2 separate regions of the Homo sapiens genome follow, and region 2 is linked to region 1. The links are chromatin loops, found by intact Hi-C in ENCODE. Cell type or tissue: lower leg skin. All regions are shown on one strand.

Evidence for each region. Peaks named below come from ENCODE experiments on the same cell type or tissue, not always from the same donor. Only the 100,000 strongest peaks of a DNase experiment are listed, where the experiment ranks them.
Region 2: it touches region 1 in a loop (4-fold over the local background); 1 of 110 quality-filtered maps calls a loop at or near these places.

The regions. Positions count from the first base shown.
Region 1 is chr11:92,705,307-92,710,306 of GRCh38, forward strand. All of the region lies in intron 4 of FAT3 (FAT atypical cadherin 3), which reads left to right. Among named protein-coding and RNA genes, the nearest start is that of LINC02746, 210 kb to the right of the region's middle. In lower leg skin, no CTCF peak of the experiment used is centred here; a DNase peak (open chromatin) is centred at 2,008.
Region 2 is chr11:92,421,884-92,426,883 of GRCh38, forward strand. All of the region lies in intron 2 of FAT3 (FAT atypical cadherin 3), which reads left to right. Among named protein-coding and RNA genes, the nearest start is that of FAT3, 200 kb to the left of the region's middle. In lower leg skin, no CTCF peak of the experiment used is centred here; no DNase peak of the experiment used is centred here.

The DNA of each region.
Region 1 (5,000 bases):
TGATGATGGTGGTGATGGTGGTGGTGTGATGGTGGTGGTGATGATGGTAGTGTGATGGTGTTGGTGATGGTGTTGGTGGTGGTGGTGGTGATGGTGGTGGTGGTGATGGTGGTAGTGGTGGTGGTGGTGATGGTGGTGGTGTGATGGTGGTGTGATGGTGGTGGTGGTGTGATAGTGGTGTGATGGTGGTGGTGATGGTGGTGGTGTGATAGTGGTGTTGGTGGTGGTGTGATGGTGTGATGGTGGTGGTGTGATGGTGGTGGTGGTGGTGATGGTGGTGGTGTGATGTGGTGGTGTGATGTGGTGGTGGTGGTGTGATGGTGGTGTGTGATGGTGGTTGGTGGTGTGATGGTGGTGTGATGGTGTAGTGATCGTGGTGGTGTGATGGTGGTGTGATCGTGGTGGTGGTGGTGGTGGTGTGATGGTGTGATGGTGGTGGGTGATGGTGCTGTGATGGTGTGATGGTGGTGGTGATGGTGGTGGTGTGATGGTGTTGGTGTTGGTGGTGGTGTGATGGTGGTGGTGATGGTGGTGGTGTGATGGTGGTAGTGATGGTGGTGGTGTGATGGTGGTGGTGGTGGTGTGATGGTGGTGGTGATGGTGGTGGTTTGATGGTGGTGGTGTGATGGTGGTGATTGTGGTGTGGTGGTTGTGATGGTGATGGTAGTGGCAGTGATGGTGATGGTGGTGGTGGTGGTGGAGGAGATGACAGTTGTGACTATAGTGGTGGCAGTGGTGATGATGGAGATGAGGGTGGTAGTGACGACTGTGATGGTGGAGATGGTGTTAATGGTGGTGGTGGTAGTAATGGTGGCATGCTTATGAGATGGGAGTGAGGTTTACTATTCCTAATTTTACAGAACTGTCCAGGTTAGTATGGGCCCTTAAGAATAATCCTTTCTGAGATCTTCCCACCAGTATAAATTGCAGATGTACCACTTAAATTTCCCTATTATCTGAAGAGTAAATATTGAATCTGATGCAGAAAAACAAACCTTTCAGAGCAAATATTAATTCTCAGAGCTAGTACATTCAAAACAGAGATTACAAGATGCCATGGGTCTGGGTAGGTCAGTAATTCAGAGAAGCAGCATGTGTGGGAGCGGTGGGGATGTGGACGGGGAGGAACAGTGGATTCTACCTGCCCCTTCTCCTAAAAAGGCACTGCCAGCAGCAGGTGTGGAAGCAGGTAGGCCCAGTATCAGCAGGAAGTCTTAATTTGTTTCCCAAAAAAAAAATCACATTTACATTCCACATCTCTCTATATTACATGTTGACAACTCCATCATTTTTTTTAAAACACTGTCAGCCAACGAACCCCTGTTTTGCAACAGTTGATAGAAAGGAAGACTTCTTACTTGCCTCATAATTTGTAATCCTCTCAGAATGAAGTAAGTAATTCACATATTTTGTGGGATGTAATTAGTTTCTTATCTTCCCTTCACCTCATGTCTTTAAAAATGTACCCATCTTTTAAAATGTGCATATAAAAATAAATAAGAAATGAGCCTATGGCTGAGTCTTAAGAGACTCTGTTGACATTGGAAATTACCACATATGAAGACTTGGTTGGGATCTCAGCTGAACATTGTCCGCACAGGCATTTCTATCTGAGCCAAGGAACGGAAGGGTGCTGTGGATCTTTGGGGTACCTCAAGTTGTGTGAGCATGTCATCTGGCAGTAGCTCTTCACTTTTTAACTTTGCTTTTCTGTGCTCCTGGTTGACCTACTCATTAATAAGCTGCAGGCAAACACTTATATATATTGGGAGAGTTGTCTGGAATAAGTCTTTGATTCCATAAATAGCCACCTCTAATTTACCTGTTTGTGAAAGGTTGTGTTTATTTTGTTTCTCCTTAAACCTGAACACTAATTAGTAGAGCAGCGGTAGATGAAACCAGTTCACTTGGATCTAGGGAGGTCCTTCCACCCAGTGGCTCCGCCTGGCAATGGAAATGAGCCAGTTTTGACTGCTCTGCTCACCCATGGTGCACAGGCAGATAATTGCTTTGGGCAGGTCACAGCTTGTTGAGCTGTGCACACAGGCCTTAGGGAGCTGAGACTCTGCTTTGTTTTCACTTGTGGATGGGAACGTGGTGCTATGTTGCTGCTTCCTTTTAGTCTTCTGAGCCAAGCAGCTGTAATAGCCTCAACCTCTGGCTGAGTTCTGGGGGTTGGTGGGAGGGAGCCTATTACCCTGAAGGGTTGGTATTGCACAACTGGCTTCTACCTTCTTGGAGAAGAGGTTAGGAGTTTCCTGCATGGCTCTGAACAATCATGAGAACTCCTGACTGTGAATCCCCCATCCTAGGAGCCCAGACTGGCTTCTTCCCCGTAGTGCAATGATGGTAAATTGACTCTCTGCCCTTTACTTCCATAGCTCCTTTTCCTTCTTTCCTTTGTGTTGCTTTCCTAGTTTATTTTATGACACACACTCTCTGAGCTACAGAATGATCTGTCCAGTCTAATTTTATCGAGGCCTTCAGAAACCACTGAAGCTCATGCCTAATGTCAGATGTGTTTGACCCAGTTGAGGACTTCATATCTGTCTGTGGGAAAATTTAAAATGTAATGACAGCAAGTTTAAAATATGGAATTCAACTCAAGTGCTTCTATTAATAATCAGGAAAAACTACTTTGGCATGCTTCCTGCCTGCAGCAGACAGCTTTGTTCAAATGAGCTGTTGTTTCAAGACCTTTCAAGTGCCTTGCTTTTGTGGCAAATTGGGAGCTACCAACCTCATCTATTTTGTGGCAATACTGGTTTACTGAAATACCAAGAGAGTTGTCAGCGTAAGGATGTAGAACATTGTCATGAAAATAAGTCAGGAGAGCCCTGCACGTCAGAGCCAAGGAAAATAGTTTAGAATCTTGGAACAATACCAGCCTTCAAAATGGGGAAAACCTATAATAAGTTTGGTTGTTTAATTTTTGGGAGTGTAGAACTGTAAGGATGTTACACAATTATTCAATCAAACAGTGAAAAAAATCTCTTATAAGACACTGTCCTAATTGTGATCATCCCTTTACATTTATATCAAACTAATATATTATAAATGTAGATAGAGATGGTTAATGCACAAGATATGGAGACAGACATAGTAACTCACTAGCTGTGTGACCTACAGCCAAATTACTTAATCTAAACCTCCGTCTCTTTACCTATAAAATTGGGACAATAATAATACCTTTATAAGATTTGGTGAGGATATTTACACTGCACATGCATTGCACATGTTAAGTGTTTAATATGTTAGCTATTATAATTAGAAGCTTTAAAATTTTCCCTGTGATTCCTGAAGCAGTCATCTTGTGACAAAATTCAGAACACTTAAGGCCTTGTATTATGCATTGTATTTATAGCTTGGTTCATAGTTGTTGAATATACTTATGATACTTTAATAAGATAGCATCTATGAATGAGCCTACAGAAGTTCCTGGCACATGGTATGCACTCAAAAATATATTAATTTTTTTGGCCCTTTTCTGAAGAAAATCCCAAAAGCTTAGAGATTTATCAGCTTCCGCTGGCCACCATCCACTTAAATAAGCTGTAAACATGTAAGTTGCAATAGCTTATTCTCCTAAGACAGGCTAATGAGTCAACCGTGGGTCTGGCATGGCTATGATGAAGGTCATTAGATCTCTACTATTGGATCCACAGTCTTTCCCTCTGGCTTTCTAAACCAGTATCCAATAGGTAGACCGAGGCACCCAAGCTCCAATAATAGAGCAGTAGCATTTCCAAGCATCCAGGAGCTCCATAAATTAGTCTTACGACTAGGATGGGACAAATAACTAATTTCCCCCGGCCAGCCATGTTCAGGCCTGTCCAGCCTTATCACTAACCCCTAAGCTTTCTCCCGGAATCATAACCCCTTTAAGGTCTTAAATTGTGTTTATTTGTTAATGCAGTCAATGTGTTTAACATTTAGACATCTAATGGGAATTTTTTTATGTTTCATTCAAATGTCAAAACCTCAATCGTGTAGAAATACGAAACTGGATGTGACTGTTTAGGAGATGTTCGATGGAGGTAGCCCACAGCATGGTTAATATTCAGCAGCAGATATCATCATTTGAAAATCATTGCCCTGGGTAGTTTCAAACTCCGCCTCTCCTTTAGGCTATTCTTAGCTTCATTAGCAAGCTGCAAGATGAGCTCCACTGAGATTTCTAATCCTCTGTCTTCCTGGCCCTACCTTTAGTGAAGGTCACCCGTAGGAGGAAGGGTCAGATTACTCCGCTTTGTACCCCAGCACCTAAAACAATGCCAGGGATGTAATAGGCACTTGATGAATGTTGGCTGAGTGGAAGTTTAGGGCTCCAGGTAATCCACAACCCAGGTAATCCATGCTTTGCAGGATATAGTGATATGTACTGTCCAGAGATCCACAAAATATACACTAAGCACACAGAGGAGGCACCTAGGTGGGAAGTTTGAGGAGCCCTTGGGGTGCCAGCTGATATGCAGAACAGGGAAGGGCTTTCTCCCACCGCATCCCAGTCTGTACTGAGGTGGCTTGCCAACCCCAGCTCCTGTTTGGAGCCTAAAAGCAGTTCCTAAATCACATTACCTCCGATCATCCTTGGGAGATCATAAATACATAATTCAGAAGAAAGATCTTAGATTTTTCATGATGTACCCATTATAATTCCTGGCATGCCACTCTAGAGTTTTAAAGATGCTGATAAGTCTTGAAATTAGATGTAGGGCTAAGCTCCAGGCTAACGTATACCTTGCTGTTATGTAATTGAAATAAAATCTACTTTTAGGTGACTACTTTCAAATAAAATAGAAAAATGTCAATATTTTAAAAAATGCATAAGTACTCATTAGTAGCCCTCTTAAGAAGCTTCACAAAGACAAAGCACTTTAAACTAAGCAACCAGTACTACAAAGTAGACTGAGCGATCCAGTGTTCTGACTTTCCCCATATTGAGAGAGGCTTAATTTGTTCTTGCTTTGTTTTTGAATTGAAGGCTATGAAAGCAAATT
Region 2 (5,000 bases), 280 kb before region 1:
TTTTTTCCTCCCTGTTTGACAAATGAAGACACTGACATTTAGACAGTGAGAGATCCTTTGTCTGAATCAGCCAACAAGTGTGATGGAACAAAGTTGCGAACGCAGGTCTGACTGGCATTACAGGCTGTGAGCTGTACCTGGTGCCCCTTTGTCTGTAAGTGAGCAAACCTTTAAGTAATGTATTACTGGGCTCTCTGGTCAACTTTTTTTGACTGTGCCATCAGGGAGACGCACATGTCTCAGGGAGTTTCCTTTGCCTATACTCCACAAGTCTTTGGAGTACATCTAGTTCTCCTTCCAATGACCAGTGAGAAAGACAAGTTTGCTTTCTTTATTTCACAACCTCTTTCCACAACAATTTTTCTCCTTGTTCAAGTTCCAACTCACTTATTCCTGAAATGGGCTCTACTAGCCCCTGGATGTTTTGCCTGCCACTTCAAATTCTATTTCTGCCCCTGTTTCTTGCTCATACTTCGCTGAGCCTCCTTCACTTTTTCAGTGCCTGGAGCAACTTTTGATGGAAAAGTGCTTGTGTTGAACTTGGGCCCCTCTAGGTTGAGCCAAACTCCATCTTGAAGCTATAGTTCCTTTTCAGTAACTGACAGCATCTGTGAAGGCCCTATGAAGGGAATGGGGTTAAAGGGCCTTTGAAGAGGAGAACTGTGGCAGGGCACATAGGATGGAGGAGACAGGAGAGAGTTCTTTCAAAGGAGGTGAGTGCTTGACCAGAGGCTGAGGGCAGGAAGCAAGGGTGTATAAGTGTCTATAAATGTTGTGTTGGGTGTAGAAGGGGGTGTAGTAAGAGGAACAAAAGGCTGAAAAGAAGGCTGAAGGTGGGATGTAGAGCCTGGAATGTGAACATGGCTTTGGACTTTCTTCTTTTTTTCAGCAAAGAGCTGCTGGGACTTGGTGGCAGGGAAGACTTTGCCTTGTATTGTGGCTGGCACAGTCTATCAGTAGATATTCGTTGCATGGCTAGTGGTCAAATCAGTTGTCTTGCAAGGGACGTTGACCAGACTAGAGGTAAATGACTGGAGGCAGCATCACTGAATAGGATATTAGTGTTATTCATTCTTCCCCCTTCTCTATGTCTGTCACTCAAAGGAAACTTGAGATTCACTAAAGGACAATGGCTCTGGAATCATATTTCTATTTGATGTGTTTACACTAAAAGCATTTCATTTATATTTAGGAGAAATAATAGCAAAGACTGTATGGAGTATAGGCAGAGGAAAATCTCTGAGACATGCCTATCTCTCTTCCTCTCTTCCTGTCTTTAGTGTGTCCTGAGACAATAATCAGCAAAATACACTGGACAGCCATGGATTCCTCCAAGTCAGTACTTTGCAAGCTGAGTTATGACCCTATACACGGATCATGCCATGAAGTTAGTCGGTTGCAAAGAGCATTGGAAATGACACATAATAAAATATAAAACAGCTCATTGCATTGCCATCATAAAGGTCAGTTTTGTGACATAAAATATATTTCTTATTGTGAGTCATGAAGAAGTTTGAAAAACAAGGGTGAAAGGAAAAGGATCTCATTACTTTGGAATACTATAAATCTATCTTTAGCTCTGCGTGTAAGGAGATCATGTAATTTATCATCCACGATGTGTTTCTGAGGGAAAGGGCTACCTCTTAATAATTATATCACAACAACTGGTGTAACCACACTGCCTCACGCTAATTAGGAAATATGGTCACTTTGCCTGTTTTAGTCAGGGTTCTCCAGAGAATATGAATATATTCTCAGCATCCGTATCTACCTATATCTGAATCTATGTCTGTAGAGAGAGGGTGGGGAGGGGGATTTAATTTAAAGAATTGGCTCACATGATTGTGGAGCTGGAGAAGCAGGCCAGCAGGCTGGCCAATCAGGTAAGAGTTTATGTTACAGTCTTGAGGATTCCTTCTTCTTTGGGAAACCTCAGTTGTTACTCTTAAGATCTTCAACTGATTAGATAAGGCCCACCTGCATTTTGAAAAACAATCTGCTTTACCCTTAGTCTACTGATTGTAAATATTAATCATGTCTAAAATATACCTTCACAGTAATATCTAGACTAGTGTTTGATCCAACAAGTGGGTCTCATGGCCTAGCCAAATTGTCATATAAAATTAACCATTAAACCATTTAAAGAGGACAAATGGAGGGTGGACACCTACAAAGGTTTTGTTTTGTTTTGTTTTGTTTTTTGCTTTGTTTTGTTTTTTTATTGTCCAAAGGCCTTTGCTGAAGCTGACCCATTCTTCCTGATTGCTTTGGCACTGTTTGCTTTCATTCATAGTAATAGCTATGAACTTGTTAAATATTGCTGTTGTGACCTTGTGGTTTCTTAAAATAATAATTAACAAAAAGGGGTTGATGTCTCACTTTGCTAATTTTGATAGTTTTTGAATTAGATGTGAATTATACCTGCTTATTTTTATTCAAAGCTGTTTTAATATTTTACATAATGTTTTTATGAAATGACTGGAGGAGAATGCTTCAGAATAGCTTGTCTGCCAAGGCTACAGTGGTTCTCCTATGGACCTTGCCACAACAATAACTTTATAATTACTCAACAACTTGCTATTTCTCTTGCTCCAGAATAAACCATGAAGGGTTTGTAAAATGGCCAGAGAATTTGTGAATGCTTTGATTCTTGGGAAGCTGCAAGGACTGACCACTGATCACTATTGCAGTCTAGTAGTAGACTGCAATAGAGTGGCTGCTATATCCCAGCAGAAATTTAATTTTGGCCTTGTGAAGATATTTGAAGAAGGAGGAAGAACTCTGCAAATTTCCATGCTGAAAAATGTCAAAGTGAAACATTTATCACTTCTTTTTTATTGACATGATATTCAACCTGATGTTCACCTCCTTACGTTTTGAATTTTTTTCTAATTTTGGAAGGATTACTTGCTGATTATAGAAACTATAACTTGGAAAACACTGAAGACATATGAAGGAGAATAAATTGAAAATGATGACTATGATCAGATTGTAATGTGATTATTAACTTTTTAGCATTTCCTTCCCCTCTCCTTTCTGTGATTTTTTTTAAGTAACAGAGATTGCATTGATTACATACTTTTATGTCTTGCATTTTTGTCAGGTGACTTAACAACACTTTCCAATGACAATAATCACCCTTTATAAATGTTATGTTTATTGTCTGTACAATATTTCATCATATGGATGTGTCACATTTAACTTGTTTTGAGTTATTTCTTTTTGGAATCTTTGGGTTTTTTTCCATTTCTTTTCCATTGTAGTAAATAATGCTGTAGTGAACAGCTCTGTGAATGAAGCTTTTCTGTTTCTTCAGAGTGATTTTTTAAAAAGGTATTTTTCTGGTCGCTTTTGAATTCTAGGATTATAGCATTTTCAATGGGCCCTACATGCTTTGGGTCCTGAGATTGGTCAGAGAGGGCCCAAAGATCAGCAAACCCTGAAGATCTTCACGGAAGGCTGAGCTACTTGCAAAGTAGCAACAAAAAGCCACTTCCTTTTTCTTATTTTTTTTAATTTTTATACTTAAGTTCTGGGATACACGTACAGAACGTGCAGGTTTGTTACATAGGTATACATGTGCCGTGGTGGTTTGCTGCACCCATCAACCCGTCATCTACATTAGGTATTTTTCCTAATGCTATCCCTCCCCTTGCCCCCACCCCCAACAGGCTCCAGTGTATGATATTCCCCTCTCTGTGCCTAGATGTTCTCATTGTTCAACTCCCACTTATTAGTGAGAACATGTGGTGTTTGGTTTTCTGTTCCTGTGTTAGTTTGCCGAGAATGGTGGTTTCCGACTTTATCTGTGTCCCTGCAAACGACATGAACTCTCTTTTGTATGGCTGCATTGTATTCCATGGTGTATATGTGCTACATTTTCTTTATTTGGTCTATCACTGATGGGCATTTGGGTTGATTCCAAGCCTTTGCTATTGTGAACAGTGCTCCAGTAAACATATGTGTGCATGTGTCTTTATAATAGAATGATTTATAATCCTTTGAGTATATACCTAGCAATGGTATTATTGTATCAAATGGTATTTCTAGTTCTAGATCCTTGAGGAATCACCACACTGTCTTCTACAATGGTTGAACTAATTTACACTCCCACCAACAATGTAAAAGCATTCCTGTTTCTCCACATCCTCTCCAGCATCTGTTGTTTCCTAACTTTTTAATGATCGCCATTCTAACTAGCGTGAGATGGAATCTCATTGTGGTTTTGATTTGGATTTCTCTAATGACCAGTGATGATGACCTTTTTTTCATATGTTTGTTGGCTGCATAAATGTTGTCTTTTGAGAAGTGTCTGTTAATATCCTTTGCCCACTTTTTGTTGGGGTTGTTTTTTTCTTGTAAATTTGTTTAAGTTCCTTGTAGATTCTGGATATTAGCCCTTTGTCAGATGGATAGATTGCAAAAATGTTCTCCAATTATGTAGGTTGCCTGTTCACTCTGATGATAGTTTCTTTTGCTGTGCAGAAGCTCTTAAATTAGACCCCATTTGTCAATTTTGGCATTTGTTGCAATTGTTTTTGGTGTTTTAGTCATGAAGTCTTTGCCCATGCCTATGTCCTGAAAGGTATTGCCTGTATTTTCTTCTAGCGTTTTTATGGTTTTAGGTCTTACTTTTAAATCTTCAATCCATCTTGAGTTAATTTTTGTATAAGGTGTAAGGAAGGGGTCAAGTTTCAGTTTTCTACATATGGCTAGCCAGTTTTCCCAACACCATTTATTAATTAGGGAATCCTTTCCCCATTGCTTGTTTTTGTCAGGTTTGTCAAAGATCAGATGGTTGTAGATATGTGGTGTTATTTCTGAGGCCTCTGTTCTGTTCCGTTGGTCTATATATCTGTTTTGGTACCAGTACCATGCTGTTTTGGTTACTGTAGCCTTGTACTATAGTTTGAAGTCAGGTAGCATGATGCCTCCAGCTTCGTTCTTTTTGCTTAGGGTTGTCTTGGCTATACAGGCTCTTGTTTGGTTCCATATGAAAT